Regions from separate parts of the Homo sapiens genome. Here region 2 is linked to region 1. Evidence: read pairs that join two places in POLR2A ChIA-PET (ENCODE). Cell type or tissue: GM12878. All regions are shown on one strand. Each heading gives the region's core, and the rest is flanking DNA. Links, peaks and the distances in the headings are about the cores only.

What was found. ChIA-PET counts read pairs that join two places held together with the same protein. Peaks named below come from ENCODE experiments on the same cell type or tissue, not always from the same donor. Only the 100,000 strongest peaks of a DNase experiment are listed, where the experiment ranks them.
Region 2: POLR2A ChIA-PET joins it to region 1 with 7 read pairs; 2 of 35 experiments call an interaction of 5 or more read pairs at or near these places.

The regions. Positions count from the first base shown.
Region 1 is chr6:11,379,997-11,385,380 of GRCh38, reverse strand. It overlaps a transcript of NEDD9 not described here. Among named protein-coding and RNA genes, the nearest start is that of NEDD9, 150 kb to the right of the region's middle. RefSeq lists an enhancer at 3,162-3,361. In GM12878, for the core only: no CTCF peak of the experiment used is centred there; a DNase peak (open chromatin) is centred at 3,040; H3K4me3 peaks cover 3,756 bases; H3K27ac peaks cover 3,061 bases.
Region 2 is chr6:11,512,513-11,517,896 of GRCh38, reverse strand. All of the region lies in intron 4 of LOC105374928 (a long non-coding RNA gene), which reads right to left. It also overlaps the pseudogene THAP12P5. Among named protein-coding and RNA genes, the nearest start is that of TMEM170B, 23 kb to the left of the region's middle. RefSeq lists an enhancer at 2,795-2,844. In GM12878, for the core only: no CTCF peak of the experiment used is centred there; a DNase peak (open chromatin) is centred at 3,036; H3K27ac peaks cover 4,075 bases.

The sequences.
Region 1 (5,384 bases), core at 73-5,072:
GCAAAAGACAAAGGTGTCCTGTTAGGGGAGAGAGAAAAGGAGGTTTATAAGGGCAAGAGAGCAGAAGAGGAAGGTGAATAAGGCTCATTCTTCCATGCCTTCCAGACTATCATCTCTCTTAGGGGAGAAACTGATTCTCATTTCTTTTTTATTTATTTTAGCCCATGTTAAATAATGCTTTTAAGATCATGAATTAACTAATGAACAGAAACAGCTATCTTGCTGGCTTATCTCCCACTGAGCTACAGGTTTCTGGAGGGTGTCCTGTGGAGCGAGGTATCGAGAATGCCCAGGAAAGCTCAGGAGACTTCGCAGGTATGCGATAGTTAATGAATGGGAAAAAATGAACGGGATCTTTTTGAGCTCTGATTTCCTCATCTAAAAATGAAAACCACAAGACAAACTCCCATTCCCAAGAAGGGAGGAGGCATCCATTATAATTCTAGACAACTTTGTTCTTAAAATTTGCCAGACCAGCCCTTGAGCATTTTCATTTAAATTCCTCAGTGGGCAGTTGATTCCCCATGGCTCATACTGTCTTCCATCGTGGAGGGGAATGAGTCAAGCAAATGGAATCATAAATAGACACATGTGCATGCGTGCACACATGCACACACACATGTGCACACACTTTGGCCATAGATTTCTCAACCTTTGAGTCTTCTCAAATTCTCCTTACTTTTCCTTCCCCCATCCTCATCCTCCACTCCATACAACAGCTGCTCCTTGGACCAGACCTCCATAACAAATTCAAAACAGTTGCCTGGGGTTTGGCTACTGCTTCACAGGTAGTTATAAAGCATTTTGTGGTGCAAGCTAAGATTCCAGCTAACTGAGATGGCATGAAGGAGCTAATTAAAGCAGTCAAGAAGCTGGTTTAAATGAAGATGAAAATGTAAGCCCTGTCCTCAATGGATAGAGTGATTAGAAATTAAAGTTGTTTGTTTTTTGTCAGAATCATCTGTGGTTTGCCAAAATGTTGACATGCAGCATAACCTGCTACTAATCAAAAAGAAAATAAACCAAAGAAGAAGAAGAAAATCTAACACTGTAAGTAGGAAAACAGACATAGAAAACCGGCATCTTTGCAAATGGGAAAAATATTTAACTTGTTTTTCTAAAATAAGTCTGATCTGTTTTTGGACAAAGTCTCAGTTCCTGAGTTTGCCTTGAAGGACATGCTCGCTCGCTCTCTGTTCTGAAAAACTCAGCAGTGGGAGGTCCAGGCAGCTGGAAGTGGGAAATGAAGCCATAGGATGAAGATGAAAAAACAGAGTTCAGGATAATAAGGTTGTCAGTCTCAAGTATTTTATGTAAAAGGAGCCCAAGCTTAGCATTTTTAATATCTCTAGAGTGTAACTGACTTATGCAGACAATTTGATGGCATTAATATTCAAGTCATACTACAAAATTATTAATTATGTTTTCTAAAGTTTGTACATTTAAAGTTATACTAATTAAATGCCTGATGAAGAAAATAATTCCTTACCTGATACGGTATAAGGGGAAAAGCATAAAAGGACGTTTTGATAAAACATGTACTATCCAGACTTCTCTACCTCCATCAATTTATTATAAACACTCTGTATTATAAAATAAAAACTTCAGAGTAGAATAATTCTAGCTCAAATCTGGAATGATGTGGATACATAGCATGTACTCAAGAATGGTTTTGTAAGGAGAAAGAAAGAGAGGAAAGAAGAATAAAAGCATACCTTGCTGAATATTGTTAATTGCACTTAACAGGTACAATATATGTATACAATATATACAATATATGATGATTAATATCGATGTTCTTGTCATTGATTTCTTCATAAGACCCAGTGTACATGGCACTGAGCTGAGTGTTTATTGCTTTAAGTGTGGCACCTTTGTATGAGCAGAATATTCTTTAGCAAGATTTGAACCAGCTCAAACATTTAAAAATAAATGAATTTCAGAGAAGTCTTACAGAAAATTAAAACAAAACAAAACAAAACAAACAACAACAACAACAACAAAAGAGATGCCACAAGAGTGCAACATACATGAGCTGAGTCTGATGGGTGGGACCAAGGGCAGCCCTTTCTTTGTCTTCATGATGGAGCAGGAAGGAGTTGAAGCAGAAACATCAAGCACCACAGGATCATTTGGGGAACATCCATTATCAAACCACCTCTCTCTCTTTCCTCTCAACCCTCTATGTCCCCAAGTCGTTTGCTAGGCATGAGCAAGGAGTGGAAAATGAGGAAGGGTAGGAAAATAGCAAAGATCTCAGCTGATAATAATACAAAGTTGCCACGAATGATCACGGCAAACACTTATATTGCGCTTACTCTATTTGTGCCAGGCATTCTTGGAGTGCTTTACATGTACTAATTCACTTAATTCTCACAACAATCCTGTGACTGTTCCCATTTTACAGATGAGGAGGCCGTGGCACAGAAAGGCCAGAAGTGTTTAAAGAGCAGAGCCATAATTCAAACCCAGGAGGCTTGTCTCAGAGCCACTTGTCTGCTACTTGAAAGCACAGAATGAAGAAGACAAAGGGTTTGGGCTTTCGAATTCCCTTCTACATACACAGATCTAGGCTTCCATACCACATTGTAAGTAGGAAACTCTCTGAGCACCTAGCCTCTAGCATGGTGTCTATTCCAGTGTACAAGCTCAATAAGTACTTGTCATAGGAAAGAATGTTTCATGTCAATTAATAGTGGAACCCTTTGCAACATACTGAGTCCATAAAACCATAAAATCCCAATTCAGTTGGCTTGGAAATAGCCTAACTTTTGCTTCAGTGCGGCCTAGGAGGGAGCTTATGCCACTTAGAAGAATACATTTTGACAAATTTCCTTGCAATACGAATTTAAAGATCACCTACCTTTCTAAAAATAGCAAAGAGGCCAGATGAGAACAAGCTTTCTTACCTGTCCCTAAACTACAAAGTGTCCTCAGCGAATCAGAAAGTATGACAGAGAAAAAAAAGAAGAAGCACAGAGAGGAAATGAACCAAGACAACATCACCTCACAGCAACCGGAAGGAAAAACACACACATACATATGCCACTCACATCCGACGTGTGTGGTTGCTCAGTAGGGAAATGCTTACAGCTGCCTCTAGAAGCAAGTCCGCTCGCTGCATGGAGAGGGAAACATGAGCATGCAGCAGGACTAGCTGTCACCTCCCGCCCGCCTGCCCAGAGAGGGCCAGAGCGTCGGGGAGGCAAGATGATCCACCAGCGGTTCCATCCTACACTTGGGTGAGTTCTCAGCCACTTGCTGTGGCCTGTGGGAGAGGAGGGACTCATTCAGGCTCCTACTTCCTGAGTTGGTGCCAGACATCTGGTGGTGTTTCCCCACTGTGAACACTCCTCAACTGGGGCAGGGAGGACCTCCACATGCCCCAGAAGAGGAATGAGTGACTCCCGGTCTCCAAGTTGACCTGGAGGTGCTGGTTTTAGTGCAACATTCAAACCAGCATGATTTCTACTTATGAAATTGTTCTGGGTAGATGCTTCCTGGTGTGTAAGTACATGGCCCCTCCCCTCTTCCTACTGTCGTCAGAGAGCTTACCTGACAGCAACTAAGCTTTTATTTTTCCTGAATTATTTCAGTACTTCAAAGTGTGGGCCGTCACTTATTCTTTATGGTGGATTAGAATCATTTACGTCCTTTTCAGCCTCTTTGGACATGAGTCCTGACTGGCGAGAAATGGTGACTGAGGATTGGATTCTGTGCGTGTCCTATCCCTGTAGTCATTAGGATCATCTCCAAGGGGCTGAGGACAAGTGACAGCACACTGTGTTCTCCCTGTCCATAGTGAGCCGCCCAAGAGCTCCACCCTTACTTTTCTCTATGTTTATTCTTTCACTTAGCCCATTCATTCATTTCTTCCTTCATTCATTCATTCAATTGCCTTTCTTCCACCAAGGACTTGAGGCAAATTTTTTATCTTGCTGAAATTTTTTCAAAATGAAGACCATCTGTAATCATAAAGGGGACAATCGTTCTGAAAGGGTTATACATAATTCTAAGCTATGCAGAGATCGGCCACCAATCTTTTCCCTTTGCTTGTGTTGAGAAGTGAGAGTAGGCGCTCTAGTCATTTAAACTCCTGCATGGGGAGTCCCTCCTTCCCCTGCCCAGAAGCTGGTTTCCCACCCAGCATGGGGTGTGAAGAGCAATTGTCCATGACAGAATACTGGGAATCTGCCAAATAGTTTTCTTCTTTGTTTCTGTTTTCTTCCAAGCTTGGTTACTTTCGAGGACATTCCTGGTTCTAAGAATGCGGAAAGTGGAGTTGGTGGAAAAGAAAGGATGTGAAATCAGTGTTTAGCTAGCGCTCCACCATTTCTTGTTAATCGGTTAGTTTATTTAACAGCTATTTAGTGGCTGTCACTTTGTACGTCACCACTTAAACAAGATAGCTGGGCACGGTGGTGTATGCCTATAGTCCCGGCTATGCAGGAGGCTAAGGCGGGAGGATTGCTGGAGCCCAGGAGGTCGAGGCTGCAGTGAGCTATGATTGCACCACTGCACTGCAGCTTGGGTGACAGAGTGAGATCCTGTCTCAAGAAGAAGAAGAAGAAGAAGAAGAAGACGATGACTAGGAAGATATAAAAGCAGAGGTGTAGGAGAGGACAGGCTGTAAGGGTCACATGATGTAATTCCCGGTGCCTCTTCCTCTACACGTAAATAAGGGGAAAGAGCTATCTTGAATGGCTGTGGTAAGGATTAGATTGAATAGCAAACATTTAAGCATCTGGCAGAGAAGGGGTATCCGAAGTAGTCAGTGTCCTGCCTCCCTCCTCCAGGCCTCACTGTGACTGAGCTGGCTGCTGACAACCTGAGTCTTTATCTCATGACCTGAGAGCTTTCTCCAAGCCACACAGGGACAACTGTAATTGCCCAAAGGGCAGACGAAAATTCCCAGAAATGAACTCCTCAAAGGCTGTAAATATTCCAGCTCCCTCAGTCTTGAGTGGAATAATCTACACGGAATCAAGCTCCAGTTGCCCACAGTGGCGGGGCCCTTCATGGCTTCTCTCCTTCCCTGGATACTCCTTCACTCCCCATCAATGCTTCCTGGGATCATTTCTTAAACTACATGTCCTCGAACTCTGCATTGGGGTCTACTTCTGGGGGAACCCAAGCTAAGACCACCGGCCACCTACTACTGTAGGTACTTAAAGAGTTTAGTCGTCTGTTTTCCAATGATCAGCTCCATCTCCATTTGACCTTAGACTCTGAGTTTTGATTTCCCACATATCCATTCAAGGGTTGTAGTGGGGGAAGATCCTCCTCCTCCTCTTCTGGATTTGGCTTGGAGAAAGGGCACAGGCACAGCATGGAGAGCACCTTAGGCTTGACATGTCTCCATGCAAACCCGCACAGCACGAAGA
Region 2 (5,384 bases), core at 69-5,068, 130 kb before region 1:
TTATATTAACTATAAGAATTTCATAAATATCCTTTATCAGGTCAAGGAAATTTCCATCTTTTCTTAGTTTACTTAGTGTTTTTTTAGGGTTTTATGTATGTATTTATTTAGATTTAGAAGATACAAGTTCAGTTTTGTTACATAAATATATTGCATAGTGGGGAAGTCTGGGCTTTTAGTGTACCTGTCATCCAAATAGTGAACATTGTACCCAATAGGTAATATTTCAACCCTATCCTCCTCCCACCCTCCCACCTTTACAGTCTCCAGTGTCTATTATTCCACTCTGTATGTTCATGTGTACCCATTGTTTGGTTCCCGCTTAGAAGTGAGAACATGCAGTATTTGACTTTCTGTTTCTGAGTTATTTCACTTAGGACAATGGCCTCTAGTTCAATCCTTGTTGAGCAAAAGACATAATTTCATTCTTTTCTATGGCTGAGACGTAATATATATGTATATATAATATGATATTCTCTTTGTCAAATCATCCATTGATAAATACTTAGGTTGATTACATAACTTTACTATTATGAATAGTACTGTGATAAACATATGAGTGCAGTTGTCTTTTTAGTATAATGATTTATTTTCCTTTGGGTAGATACTTAGTAGTGGGATTGCTGGATCAAATGGTAGTTCTATTTTTAGTTCTTTAAGAAATCTCCATACTGTTTTCCATAGAGGTTGTACTAATTTACATTCCCACCAACAGTATATAAGTGTTCCCTTTCTGCTGTATCCTCATCAGCACTTGTTGGATTTTTGGCTTTTTAATCATGGCCATTCTGGCTAGTGTAAGATGATATCTCACTGTGGTTTTAATTTGCATTTCTCTGATGATTAGTGATGTTGTGCTTTTTTAAAATATGTTTCTGGGTCACTTGTATGTCTTCCTTTGAACATGTTAAGATGTAAACCCAACAAATGAATGTAAACAACCAGATGTGGAACATCTTTGGATTACTTTCTATCCAAACTCTAATTCTGTCTTTATGGCCACATAAAAAAGACGAAATCTACATTGAAATCTCGGTTTGGTGAGTTCACAGTTTCTGCTGCTGGTTGGTAATTTCCTTAACTACCCTTTCCATATTTCTAACAATACACTAAAACACCCATTAGTCAATGGTCAATCCTGTGCTTTATTGTAATATTTTATAAAATATATTCCTTCTCCTCACACCTCCTTAACATTTACTTTTTAAAACAACTGGTAACTTAATAATACCTGGTAATTAGATTCATGACATTATGCTCAAAATTACTTTACTAAAATATCCCTAGCTTGCCAACAACAGAAATGGAATGTTCTTTTAATGCTAAATTCTGAAAGGAAAAGTCTTCAAAGAAAGAAAGTTCAAATAGTGGCCACTCAACAGCAGGTTTTTAGTGTTTAATATATTCAGTGAAAGGTCCGTGGGTAAATATTCAGTGATTAAGTGGCCAAAATACAACTCACAGCTTTTCCTCTAAATATCAGATATAAAAAGAAAAACTATTAGGCATTTTCAGTGGTTTTTAGGTACTTGTAGGAAGTTCTGGCTTTATGTATAGCTTTTTTATATATGTGTCTACTGTTAAATTAAGATCCTATTTTATATCAACATTTATGTTAAGCAGTGTAAAGTTACTTGACCTCTGGTCCGTTGAAGTGCTTCTTAGTTGTGGTTTGAGACACTTTCATCCAATTTCATAGCTTTCATTCTCAAACTTCATCAAAAGGAAGAATACACAGGACCTTCAGTAACATGTAGACAGTAAGAAAAAAAAACTTTAAGTGAGATAAATAGGGAGTTTTATACGTGGTGGGTGGAAGCTCTTTGTCTTTTTTTCTGCGTTTTGGCCTTAACCTCCAACAATGAAGGTTGGCAGAGAATGTATCAGGATTGAATAAGTCAGCTGAGTACACATTGGCATGGTGTTCAGTGTAAGCTGTTCTATGACCGAGGCCACCAGTGAACTGCTTTTGACTGTTTAAGAACATTTAGGAACTGTGAGGTACTGTTCTAAGAAAATGTCTTTAAGGTCATGGATAATGTGCCTCATGGTGGAGCACTATTTCTTTATAGTAATTCTCTGTGGTTAATTTAGATTCTAGATTATCTTGCTGAGCCTTGAGGAATTTCCCAGCATTTCAGCATCAAGTATGGTTGTCAACCCTGCGGCTTCCTCAAATCAAAATTTACAATAAATGTAAATATCTTCAATCTCTTTCTGCAATGCAACGCTGCAGTCAAGCTGCCTATTGCAAAGAAGACATCAGAGGTGTGGCCCTGGAGATTTTTTCCAGATGGTCTTTCTGAAAATAGGATACTTTTATGAACAACAATTTATAATTAAATCAAAACATTAATGCACTACAGAGAACAAAAGCTCAACCAGCTATAAAGGTATTCCATCTAACATTTGTGTCAACCTTTATATCATCTAAACACAAAACAATTGCTAGCAAAAACATTTCAAAAGCATCATGCATGCCTGTACATTGTGAATAGCAGATTTCCTTCAGTTCATTTGCCTTTTCTTTGTTGTTCTGAAAGAGGACAGACATTATATTATTGAGCTCTAAAACTCTTGTGATCAACAGAAAAAAAGAACATCTTTAATTGCTCCCAAAGCAATAGATGATCCTCCCACAACAGAAAACTGATTTCGACTTCTGCATATTTAAGGCAGAGGAAGAGCAAGGTGTGGAGATATGTTGGGATTATTTCTCTAAAGTTCTAGTTACCATGATTGCCATTTTGAAAGAAAGTCTACTAGATATAATCTAAGCCAGGTCACACCAGAATTCCTTGTTCATTTCCCACTTCTCAGTTATTGTAGTGTGACATTTCACAGCCAAACTTCCTGCATCAGCTTCAGGAGGGAGAAATCCCACATCCTTCTCTCTGGCCCTGAGATTCATCAGTGAGCCTAACCAATACCGGTGATTGCTTTTTCTCAGCTATGTCCTCCATATTAGCGACAGTAGGAAAGAAGTGAATCTCTCACTTCCCCGTTTCTTCCCAGTGCAGCTCTTGTAGATCTCAAGCACCTGTTTCTGTTGTGTTTTCAAACTGAATAATGTGTTTCAAAGAACTTTCTCAGGACTGCCTCACCAGAAAGTACCCTGAACTCCAGCAGTGCTTAAACATTAAAAGGAGAAAAGAAACCCTTTGAGATTTGGTCAGCCTCATTTTCATCCAAAGGTGTATTTTGTAAAAACCAAACTTCAAATAAAAATGTTAAGTGATCTTTGTTTTTATTCTCTTCAAAGTTTAGGGGTGAAATGCCTTCATTTTGTTCTTCACTTTCTTCTTCGGCATTGGAGTTCTGTGTATTGCTGTTGTTTCTTTATTGGTTTGTTTCTATTCAGGAGTTTCATCATTTTTTCCATTTGTGTCCTGATTTAATTATCACAATTATCTTATTTATTTTCAATGTCCACCATGTGGATTGTTCAGATGACCAGTAAAATCAACCATTGCTGGCATAGCATAATTGCAAATAACTCTTCTGTAAGTACTAGTTTTATAAATCATAGAGTTCTCAAAGTGTTTGACAATAATGTTTACTCAGCCAATCAGGTGTTTTACCTTGTAAGTTAATTTTTCTACATTTCTTCACCCACCTCAGGCTTCTTTCAAGGTCTTGTAGTAACCTGAAGGCCAGATTGGGCTTCATTTTCTTCCATGTGCAGTTGGGAACTGCATACAAGTTTGATGTTGTAGCCCTACCAGCAAGCTAGCCCGCACTCCCTACCCGCAAACTCAGGCCCTCCTGCCTTCCTGTTAGTGATGGGGAAAGAAAATCAACTTAACATGACTCGTGTTTTCATTTTCTTTATTTGAAATGTCTGTGTCAAGTTTAGTATCAGGATCAGGCTGACTTCATAAAATGCACTGGGATGTGTTTCTTCCTCCTGGGTTTCTGAAAGCATTTGTGTAAAATTGTTATTTTTTTCTTACCTAAATGTTTAACAGAGTTCAGAGGGAGATTTTGATAACAAATTCAATTTCTTTTATATATATAGGACTAGTTAAGAATTTTTATTTCATCTTGTGTCAGTTTAGTAAGTTGTATTGTTCAGAAAATATGTCCATTCCTTCTAAGTTGTTGAATTTATTAGCATACACTTGTTCATGTTTGTTGGATCTGTAATATATTCACATACTTATTCCTGATATTGGTGATTTCTCTTTTCTTCTGCATGTCAAACTTTAATGTCATTTCCCCTAGAAAAACCCCAAAATGTTTTATACCTATTAATTTCCTCTATCATTTGTCTGTTTTCTGTTTCATACTTTCCTCCTCTTATAATATCTTTATTGTTTCCTTCCTTCTACTTTCTTTGTTTTTGTTGTTATTGTTGTTGTCTTGAGGCAGAGTCTCACTCTGCAGCCCAGGCTGGAGTGCAGTGGCAAGATCTCACCTCACTGCAACCTCCAACCCCCAGGTTCAAGAGATTCTTCTGCCTCAGCCTCCCAAGTAGCTGAGACTACAGGCATGTGCCACCACGCCCGGCTAATTTTTGTATTTTTAGTAGAGACAGGGTTTCAACATATTGGCCAGGCTGGTCTCAAACTCCTGACCTCAAGTGATCCTCCCACCTTGGCTTCCCAAAGTGCTGGGATTAGAGGCATGAGCCACCACACCCGGCCCCTCTACTTACTTTGGATTTACTTTTCTCTTCTTTCTCTGGATCTTACTGTGGAAACAAAGGTCATTCATTGTATACCTTTCTTCCTTCCTATCCTAAGCATTTAAAAGGTATAAATTTCTCTTTTAGCACTACTTTAGCTGTATTCCACAAATTTTGATATATTTTCATTATCATTCAGTTTGAAATAGTTTTAATATGTCTTATGACTTTTTTCTTTGACCCATGGATTATAGACAATATGTGTTTAAATTTCCAGATATGTGAATTTTATCCTCCTTTGACATCTTATTGTTTTTGGTTTCTAATTTAATTCCACTGTGGTCCAAAAACATTGTCTGCATTATTTTAATCTTTAAAATGCGCTGAGACTTGTTTCATGGCCCAGCATTTCGTTTATCTTGGTAAACATTACATGTTACTTGAAGATAATGTTTATTCCGCAATTGTTGGGTGTAGTGTTCTATAAATGTCAATTAGGTAAAGGAGAGTGAAGGCATTATTCAGATCTTTTATCTACTTGTTCTGCCAATTGCTGTTATTAAATGTTAAAATCTCCAACTATATTACATAAGCAGAATAGGCACAAAAAATCTCCAACTATCATTGTGGAGTTGTCTCTTTCTCCCTTTAATTATGTTACTCTTTCATGTCACGTATCCTAAACCTGTTTTATTAGGCCCATATACATGTATAATTATTGTGTCTTTATGCAAATTTATTCATTATTACAGTATGT